2 separate regions of the Homo sapiens genome follow, and region 1 is linked to region 2. The links are chromatin contacts, found by Hi-C or POLR2A ChIA-PET in ENCODE. All regions are on one chromosome and are shown on one strand. The core of a region is the stretch at or near the end of the contact, and the rest is flanking DNA. Distances in the headings are between cores, read along the strand shown.

What was found. Hi-C counts contacts between places; a loop is a spot of excess contacts on that map. ChIA-PET counts read pairs that join two places held with the same protein, here RNA polymerase II (POLR2A). Pooled maps may share reads with other maps.
Region 1: a loop to region 2 is called in a map with no recorded cell type, with 8 times the contacts of the local background. The contact joins two enhancer-like sites. A Hi-C loop is called at or near these places in 1 of 168 maps with a recorded cell type or tissue (endothelial cell of hepatic sinusoid), 1 of 37 single-sample maps with no recorded cell type and 2 of 50 pooled maps. POLR2A ChIA-PET finds 5 or more read pairs at or near these places in 2 of 52 experiments (HCT116 and activated CD8-positive, alpha-beta memory T cell).

What each region holds. Positions count from the first base shown.
Region 1 is chr6:157,878,260-157,883,294 of GRCh38, forward strand. All of the region lies in intron 4 of SNX9 (sorting nexin 9), which reads left to right. Among named protein-coding and RNA genes, the nearest start is that of SNX9-AS1, 12 kb to the right of the region's middle. Within about 2 kb of position 1,846, at least 2 of the 41 ENCODE cell types and tissues checked have a DNase peak (open chromatin) inside an H3K27ac peak, as active enhancers do.
Region 2 is chr6:157,534,512-157,539,664 of GRCh38, forward strand. All of the region lies in intron 1 of ZDHHC14 (zDHHC palmitoyltransferase 14), which reads left to right. Among named protein-coding and RNA genes, the nearest start is that of MIR3692, 8.0 kb to the left of the region's middle. Within about 2 kb of position 1,445, at least 14 of the 41 ENCODE cell types and tissues checked have a DNase peak (open chromatin) inside an H3K27ac peak, as active enhancers do.

The DNA.
Region 1 (5,035 bases), core at 596-3,095, 340 kb after region 2:
AGCTTGGCTGCAGTTTAGACTAGAATTGTCAGTGTGAAAGGAATATGATGAGTTGTTCTTTAAATGGACTGAAACAGTTTGATTTGGAAAATTATAAAGCTGTTTATTAAACTACTTGGAGAAAATAATAGACAGCATTTTTTTTATGATCTTGGAATATGGAAGCCCACCATTTTTTTTTTTTTTTTGAGACGGAGTCTCGCTCAGTCGCTCAGGCTGGAGTGCAGTGGCGTGATGTCAGCTCACTGCAACCTCTGCCTCCTCCTGGGTTCAAATGATTCTCCTGCGTCAATCTCCTGAGTAGCTGGGACTACAGGTGCCCGCCACTACGCCCAGGTAATTTTTGTATTTTTGGTAGAGATGGGGTTTCACCATATTGGCCAGGCTGGTCTCAAACTCCTGACCTTGTGATCCGCCCACTTCAGCCTCCCAATTGCATCCGGCCTATGGAAGCCCTTTCTGAGACTGACAGCACAAAGTCTAGTGGCCATTAAGGATATAATTGATACATTTAAGTAAACAAGTAATATTAAATTAGCAAAAATACTTCTGACTTATGACGGATACAGGCTAATTCCATTCATATACATACACTCTTGCTAATCTGTAAGAAAAAGATGAAGAATTCAGAAAAATAGGTAAAGTGTATAAACAGGCTGTCCTTTGGTGGGGGAAGGTACTAATAGTTAATATACTTGGGAAAATGCTCATTTTAAGATTCTTCTATCAAACTAGCAGAGAATGAAAACAGTTTAAAAGCTAGTGTCATACAGGTGTGGTCAGACAGGCAATGTCATACAAAGCGAGGGAAAGGATAAAGTGATGAAGCTTTTCGGGGCTGGTTCGGTAATGTATATGAGTATTTACAATGCATATCTCTAAGGCCCAGCGGTTCTGAGTTCCTCCTGCAGATCTGCTCGCAGAACGCAGGTTTCTGGGCAAGAACGTTTCCTACGGCATTGTTTGTAACAGCAGAAAACCGGAATGTAAATGTCTGTCAGCAGGGGACTGATCAGATGAACTATAGGCAGCCACGCAGTGGAAAGCTGAGCTTCCCTTAGGGAGAGTGAGGGTAGATTTAGATGTACAGATAGAGGTATGATTTTTTTAAAAGGCACCTCAGTATGGGTAATGTTATCTTTCTTGTGTTTCAGTGCACACACATACACACACACCATAGATGCAAAGTGTGTAGAAAATGTATTGAAGGATACCCAGGAACTGAATCAAACTCTCTTCATTTTCTTATTCAAATACAGATTTTATATTACCCAGATAAGGACAACCATTTTATTACCTTTGAAAAGAAAGCATAGTTTTTAGTGGTTAATATTAGTTTCATTATTAGTTACTTATCGGTTATTTCACAGTTTCAAGAGTATTTCACGTTAGTGGCTGAACCACTAGAATGAATGGACCAGCTGATGGGAATGAATCTCAATTGTTAAAAATCTCTACTCCTGTGTGTGCTAGTCTTGTTTTTCATCAGTTATTGTTGTTTAGATTACATCACTGCTGTGATTCTGAAAAGGTTTCAGTATAGATCTTAAACTCTCAGATTACTGCTTCTTTAGAGTACTTACTTTTGAGAAATTAATAGAAAGTTTTTGTTTGTACCTTTCTAAAGAATGAGAACAATGAGGTTTAAAAGCTACTTAAAAGTTCTGTAAACCTAGATGTCTTATCTGAAGGTTTTCTACTTGAGAGGTTTGTTTTCTGTCTCCTTCAAATACTAGAAAGATGTGTATACTTGGAATAAAGCTGCTTTTGTTTTGCTGAGAGCCCTTCTGGCCTCTGTCACATGCTCTCCCTGGCATCTCTCTGTTTTTCTGTTTCACACCCCGCCAGTCCCCAGGTGAGTGGTGTGGTGGGAAGCATGTAAGCTTTGCTGTTAGATCCAGGCTTGCCAGTGCGGCTCCACTGTGTAAGAATTGTGGCTTTGGCATAAGACCTGCCTCCTGAACCTCCTGAATAGTCAGTGGATTAGGCCACCAATATAAAGTAGTGCCGGACACATGGAAGATATTTCATAAATATTTTCCTTCTTTTCCCACTTCTTCCCTCCTTTAAAAGGGGGTCTTCAATCCACTTACCCTTTTGTGTTCCAGCCTCTCTCACTATTCTACCCTCTCTAATCGTGTAGATTCCCTTATAAAGTGTCTCTCTAATCTTGAATTTTCTCTTTGATTTGCCCAATTTCTAGCTTTTTGTTGAACAGTTCTATCAGCATGTCTCCTTTGTATCTGAAATTCATCTTCAACCGAATCACTTATTTCCCCACAAAACTAGTTTCTCTTCCTGACTTTCCTGTTTCTGTTTCTCTGAAATGTTACTTCTTTCTGTGCCCTCTTTTTATTCTGCTTTAAAACCCTAACCGAGTGCCATCGTGAGCCACAGTTATTGAGAGGCGTGCTCTGCATCCTTGAGATGTGGAAAGAGGGAACTGATTGAGATCCATTGTTCTAACAGATTTCCTGTCTTTTCTCTCCTCCTTAAGAGGCAACCTAGCTTGGTGTCAAGGCAGTGAGTTTAGGAGCCAGACTGTCTAGGTTTTAATCCCAGATCTCACACATCCTATGTGAATCAGGGTAAGCTGCTTAGCATCTCTGTGCCTCATCTGTAAAACCTCATGGGATTTTTGGAAAAAGTAAATGAAAAAAGAGTTCTAAAGTATTTAGAAGAGTACATGGTACTTAGTAGTGGTTTAATAATTGTTAATTATAGTTATCTCATATACCACTGCTTCTAAAACAAGACATTAAGGACAGGCACACTTCATTTATTGCCCTTTGCTTTATTGCACTTGACAGATAATGCATTATTTACAGATTGAAAGTTTTTGGCACCCCCTGCATTGAGCAAGTCTATGGGCGCCATTTTGTCAACAGCATGTACTCACTTGGTGTCTCTGTTTCACGTTTTGTTAATTCTTGCAATGTTTCATACTTTTTCATCATTATTATATCTGTTTTGATGATTCATGATGAGTGATCTTTGATGTTACTATTGTAATTGTTTTGAGGCACCACAATGGCGAGCTTAATTGACATGTTTTATGTGTTCCGCCTGTTCTACCCGCCAGCCATACCCTCGTCTTTCTCCCTCTCCTTGGACCTCCCTATTCTCTGAGACACAACCGTATTTCAGTTAACCAATTATTAACCCTGCAGTGGCCTCTAAGTGTTTCAGTGAAAGGAAGAGTCGCATTTCTCTCACTTTAAATCAAGAGCTAGAAATTATTAAGCTTAGTGAGGAAGGCTTGTCAAAAGCTGAAGCAGGCCAAAAGCCAGGTCCTCTTGAGCCAAACACTTAGCCAAGTTGTGACTGCAAAGGAAAAGTTCTTGAAGGAAATTAAAAGTAGTAGTCCAGTGAACACTTGAATGATAAGAAAGTGAAATAGCCTTATTGCTGATAAGGAGAAGGTTTGAGTGGTCTGGGTAGAAGATCAAACAGGCCACAACATTCCCTTAAGCCAAAGCCTAATGCAGAGCAAGGTCTTAACTATCTTCAATTCTGTGAAGGCTGAGAGAGGTGAGGAAGCTGCAGAAGAAAAGTTTGAAGCTAGCAGAAGTTGGTTCATGAGGCTTAAGGAAAGAAGCTGTCTTCATAATATAAAAGTGCACGGTGAAGCAGCAGGTGCTGCTGTGGAAGCTGCAATACATTATCCAGAAGATCTAGCAAAGATTATTGATGATGGTGCTGCACTAAACAGATTTTCAGAGCAGATGAAACAGCCTTCTATTATTGGAAGAAGATGCCATCTAGGACTTGCACAGCTGGAGAGGGGAAGCCAGTGCCTGCTTCAAAGTTTCAAAGAACAGGCTGACTCTCTTTAAGGGGCTAATGCGGCTGGTAACTTTATGTTGAAACCAGTGCTCGTTTACCATTCTGAAAATCCTAAGGGTCCTTAGAATTATGCGGAATCTACTCTGCCTGTCTTCTGTAAATTGAATAGCCAAGCCTGGATGACAGCACATCTGTTTGCAATATGATTTACTGAATATTTCAAGCCCACTGTTGAGACCAACTGCTGAGAAAAAAAGATTTCTTTCAAAATATTACTGCTCATTGACAATGCCCCTGGTCACCTAAGAGCGCTGATGGAGATGTACATGAAGATTGATGTTTTCATGCCTGCTAATACAGCACTTATTCTACAGCCCTTGGATCGAGGAGTAATTTTGACTTCTAAGTCCTATAAGAAATACATTTCGCAAGGCTATGGCTGCCATAAATAGTGATTCCTCTGATGGATCTGGGCAAAGTACATCGAAAACCTTCTGAAAAGGATTCATCGTTCTGGATGCCATGAAGAACATTCATGATTCATGGAAGAAGGTCAAAATGTCAACATTAACAGGAGTTTGGAAGAAGTAGATTCCAACCCTCATAGAAGATGTTCATGAAGGAAGTAACTGCAGATGTGGTAGAAATACTAAGAGAACTAGAATTAGAAGTGGAGCCTGAAGATGTGACTGAATTTCTTCAACCTCATGATAAAACTTGAACAGATGAGGAGTTGCTTCTTATGGATGAGCAAAGAAAGTGGTTTCCTGAGATGGAATCTATTCGTGGTGAGGATGCTATGAACATTGTTGACAACAAATGATTTAGAATATTCCATAAACTTAGTAGATAAAATAGCAGCAGGATTTGAGAGAATTGATTCCAGTTTTGAAAGAAGTTCTACTGTGGGCAAAATGCTATCAAACAGCATCACATGCTACAGAGAAATCTTTCATGAAAGGAAGAGTCAATTGACATGGCAGACTTCATTGTCTTGTTTTAAGAAGTTGCCACAGCCACCCCAACCTTCAGCAACCACCACCCTGATCAGTCAGCAGTCATGAACATCAAAACAAGACCCCCCCGCCACCCCAGCAAAAAGGGTGCAGCTTGACTAGTGGAAGGCTCAGATGATCGTTAGCGATTTTTAGCAATAAAGTATTTTTAATTAAGATATGTATTTTTTATACATAATGCTCTCGCACACTTATACGGTATAGTGTAACCATAACTGTTATGTACACTGGGG
Region 2 (5,153 bases), core at 195-2,694:
GCCTCTGGCTTCCTGGAATTCTATTTCATTTCATTTCATTTCATTTCATTTCATTTCATTTCATTTCATTTCATTTCATTTCATTTCATGTTTTTGAGACAGGGTCTGGCTCTGTTGCCCAGGCTGGAGTGCGGTGGCATGATCTTGGCTCACTGCAGCCTCAGCCTCCCAGGGTCAAGCCAGCCTCCCACCTCAGCCTCCCAAGTGGTTGGGACTACAGTCACACACTACCACAGCCAGCTGGTTTTTGTATTTTTTTTGTAGAGACGGGGTTTCGCCATGTTGCCCAGGCTGGTCTCAAACTCCTGAGCTCAAGCAATCTGCCCACCTCAGCCTCCCAAAGTGTTGGGATTATAGGCACTCCCGGCCTCTTCCTGGAATTTTAAATGCAACTCAGAATCACTTGGCAAAAATGTTGATGCACCACAATATTCACTAGTAAGCTCTTGTACATTCTCAATAGTAGATGAGTAAATTGGGCTGTTTACACACTATGATTTGAAGCCTGTATTATAAAGCTACAGATTCCCAGGTCCTGTATCTTAAGTAGACCTCTCTGGGTGGTCTGGGAGGCCCTGAGTTAAGAGTAAGGACACTAACTCTGTCTTGCATGCTTGGAGGGTGTTTGGGCCCCACGGGCAGAAGAGAGCACTCTCCTTGTCTCCCCTCCTCCGCTCTCTGTTCACGCAAGTGCTTGAAGCCTGGAGCCCCTCTCCTCACTCATGAACTCTGCAGGTTCAAGGCAAGACTGTGCTGTGTTTGGAGACATCCCTGTTTAACTCTGCATCTAGCCAGAAGTCCTGTAGGGAAAAACCAGATTTCCTAAGTGACATTCCTCGACTCGGTAGGGTGACCTTCACCTTCCTCCTCCCTTAGCAAGCCTGAAAGCTACAGTTCTCACCCGACAAAGGTAGACAGAGAGACGCGTGTGAAAAAGAGCTGTTGAGCTTTGATGAAACTGAACATCAAGTTTGTAGTCTACAAATGGGTATGTGGAGTTCTACTGTCACCTCCATGCTCTCTGGGTTTGAGCTTTTCCTTCCAGCTTGCTTTGCTCATATTTTCCACGTTAGTCCCTGGGCTCATTGATTTAAATTCCCTCCCTTCATACAGGCATGCATAGACTCCTGGCTCTGTGCGTCTGGGGTAATTAACACGATTAGTCACTAATCGTGCTTTCCAGGCACGGGGTCCTGCCATCGTGATCTTGTAGGGGAATGTCACTCTTGGGAGTTTTATGAAATCATCTATTTGGTTTTTCCTATTCTGGAGTTGTGAGTGGATATGATTTCTGAATCTACTTTTTCCTCTATTTGTCTCCAAGTAATGCGCTCATCTTTGCCTTGTGGTGGTAGATTTATTTCTAAGTATGTGATTAAGGAACAAATCACAAAATGAATGGTGCTTATGTTCCTGCCTGTAAGTGAAAAGTACCTTTGTTTTGCAGTGACTCATTTGAAAAGGAAAAGGGGTCATTTCTATTGCAACCCTTAAAACCTCCATTTCTCACAATGCTACTCTGATTATTTCAGATGTGTGAGTCATTGGCTCAGGTTATTTCATTTATGATTGTTTGCCTTAGCTACTTATTATTGAAATGCTTTGCAATCGAGAATCTGAAACTTAAAATGCTAGGTTACTTTGTGATTTCTGCAAAGTAGCAACTCCCTGGATTGGAGTGTGGCAATAATGCAGCAAGGCCACTTCCTCTTCCTGTGTAATAATAAATGTATGCCTCGTGGTTATGTCTAAAAAACAGTTATTCTCATGTTTATGCTTTCATACGTACAGGACAGACCAAAAATATCAAATGTAGGCCATTTGCTGCAGTCAGGAGTCATGAGCTACTATTAACAAACTTTTTTTATGTGTATCCATTTATAGACAAAACATTAAAAGAGGACTCAAATTGTTTTGATACAGGAAAAGATTCTCTACTTCTTGTTCCAAAGGGCACTTGGTTTTAATGTCTCTGCTATATCTTGTTAATATTGTTCTTTTGTTTTGTTTAGTTTTTAAGTTAATCTTCTCCCAAAGAATGTCCTCTGGAAAACAGAGTGACCTAATTACCCAATAATGAAATCCATGTTTCTTATCCAAATGTTTAAGAAATTAATTTAGTCTTAGGGGTTTTGTTCAAGGAATCAGCATTATGTCAAATTCTAACCTGTAAGCCAGTCTCTAAACATGAATATAGAATTAATGACAGTATTGATTCTGGGATGTCAGTGTCTGTTTGATGCTAAAATGATTTTATATCTATCTATCTGTCTGCCTGTCTGTCTGTCTATCTATCCCTCCATCTATCTTTTTTTTTTTTTTTTTGAGACAGAGTCTCGCTCTGTCGCCCAGGCTGGAGTGCAGTGGCGGGATCTCGGCTCACTGCAAGCTCCGCCTCCCGGGTTCACGCCATTCTCCTGCCTCAGCCTCCCAAGTAGCTGGGACTACAGGCGCCCGCCACTACGCCCGGCTAATTTTTTGTATTTTTAGTAGAGACGGGGTTTCACCGTTTTAGCCGGGATGGTCTCGATCTCCTGACCTCGTGATCCGCCCGCCTCGGCCTCCCAAAGTGCTGGGATTACAGGCGTGAGCCACCGCGCCCGGCTCCATCTATCTTTTTAATGACCAATATCAAATATTTAGTTCTGAGCAGAGGAAGGATGCACTCTGATTGTGTGGTCTCAGATAATATAGCGCCCAGAAAACAGTTCCATTTTTCATGTATAAACATCAATGCACAAAAACAATTTTTACTAAAGATTCAAAGAGATTGCTATTTGAACTGAAAAAAATTCCATATAATCTTTTGGCAGTGCTACATTTCTAATTATTACCTGGAATGAATTTCTGTACCTCTAATGTACAATGCTTTGGCAGTTTGTGCATAGGTATTTATCATCATATCCAAAATCAAACAGCTCTTGCTGATGTATATGATTGGAGGGAGAGTTCTGTAAAGGCTTCTCATCATTTTAGTATCCGGTGCTAAATTAGCTAATTTCTTTTATGTTATGAAGATGTATTCTTATTTTTCCCCCTGTCACTTTCCAGTTAATCTTTATGAAGACTAAGATGCCTGTAGCCTGTTTGCTACACTGCCCTGAGTTGTATGTAGGTCACAATTCTTGAGACAGAAATAGGATTCCATTTGGTGTTTATATCTTTGGCAGCTGCCTCATCATCTTGTATCAGATCCAGGCCCTTGGGGATGGAGTCTTCCTCAACACAGATGGCACTCAGCATTGGAGTTCCCATCCACAGTTGCTCAGAAATATGGAGGAGCCATTTTCAAGTCATCTGAGCTCGGACTAAGAATTTGCCATACTGTGCACAGTGCTTCCTTCAGCTGTGAAGCCGTGCCAGTCTGTGGGTCAACTGGGATGTCCCATTAGTCTCACCTCCTTCAGGAGGTTAACATTCACAGTCATGGGCAGGGTCTGCTTATTGCCTTGTCTTTACCACAAGGACTACAGATGCTCTATGCTTTTTCTAAGCAGCATTTTGAAGGTGTCTCAGTAGCCCTGACCTCATTGTTTAGGGTTGGGAATTCTGCCACTTTTATAAAAAGTGAGTTGTTGAGGATTTCTAGGACAAACTCAGCACTGTCCTCTGTCACACACAGAGGCTGGTGGAACGGGACTGTCACAGAGCACCTAGCATTATACAGAGTTGTACCAACATATGGTGCTGCATCTACTAGAACTTTAGCACATGGAGGGTCTTAGAGGTTCCAGCAAATGCCCACAGAAGGTGAACATGAGGCACACTCGGCTCAGCGAGCTGAGGAATATCCTGTCCTCTCAGCTGAGGGAGCCTCGCAGAAGGAACTGGGCCTTAGCATCTGTCTGAAGGAAGTTACAGGACCTAGCGAGCTGACAAAAGTAGAGAAGTTCTAGACCAGGTCTGTGGTTGCTGAGGGTATGGGTGACTTGACTCTCCTCCTCTTTCAGGTGTTACAGTAAAATTCACTAAATGGATTCTATTCATTCAGCTACTCAACAAATATTTATCAAACTTAGTTGCATTTTACATCATGCGAGGCATCCTGCTAGGTGCTACAAAGGACACAAAGAGGAACAGGAGCCAGTCTCACCCTCCAGGACTTTTAATCTAGTGAGGTGCATGGAGCATGTCCACAAATAGCCACATGTCCAAGGAGAGGAGCAAAGAAAAACACGGTGGGGGTTCAGAGAAAGAAGCGATCCCTTCTGCTTAGGGGGTGAGCCCAGAAACTCTACCAAGGCTTTTCAGGAAGCGGTATTGAGCTGGAACTGGAAAGTTGGGAGCATCAACATGCTGAATGGGAGGTGCGGGTGTTCCAGACACGTGGGCTGGACAGGCAGCGCTGGCGGTGAGTGAAAGCGGGTGCCTGCCTGAGACGCCCAAATGTTAGGTGTGGCCATTGCTGGGATTCAGGAGGGGGCAGTGAGAGAGAGGGAGAGAAGGTGACTGTGGGGGACTTGGACACCAGATAAGGAGCTCGAGCTTCATTTGGTAGGAACGGCGGAAGCATGGAGGGCTTTTGAGCAGAGACACGTGTGATTGGAGCTGGCGGTGGTGGTTGGGACAGATTGAAGGAGGGGATCATGGTAGGCAGGTATGAGGTCACTGTTCTAGGCTGGGTGTGGTGGCTTATTCCTGTAATCCCAGCACTTTGGGAGGCTGAGGCAGGAGGATTACTCGAGCCCAGGAGTTTGAGACCAGCCTGGGCAACAAAGTGTTTCTACAAAACACACAAAAAATTAGCCAGGTGTGGTGGTGAGGACCTGTAGTTCCAGCCACTCAGGAGGCTGAGCTGGGAGAATCTCTTGAGCCCCAGGAGTTCAAAGCTGCAGTGAGCCATGATCATACCACTGCACTCCAGCCTGGGCAGCAGAGTGAGGCCCTGTCTCCAGAAAGATAATAAATAAATAAATAAACAAACAAACAGATCACTGTTCCAGCTGTCCCCCGGAGAGAAGACAAAGAGGGCTTCTGAGAGGAGGGACTGGAAGGCAAAACAGCGTGGAAGGAAGTCCCTGAGTGGGAGGAAGCTGGCCGTTTCTATTTAAGAAGAGGGAAAGAGGAAGACATTGCAAGTGGGCCATGCACCTAGGTTCCCCCGGGGCGTCCAAAGCACTCACCAATGCGAGTCTAGGTAGAGCCGGTTTAAC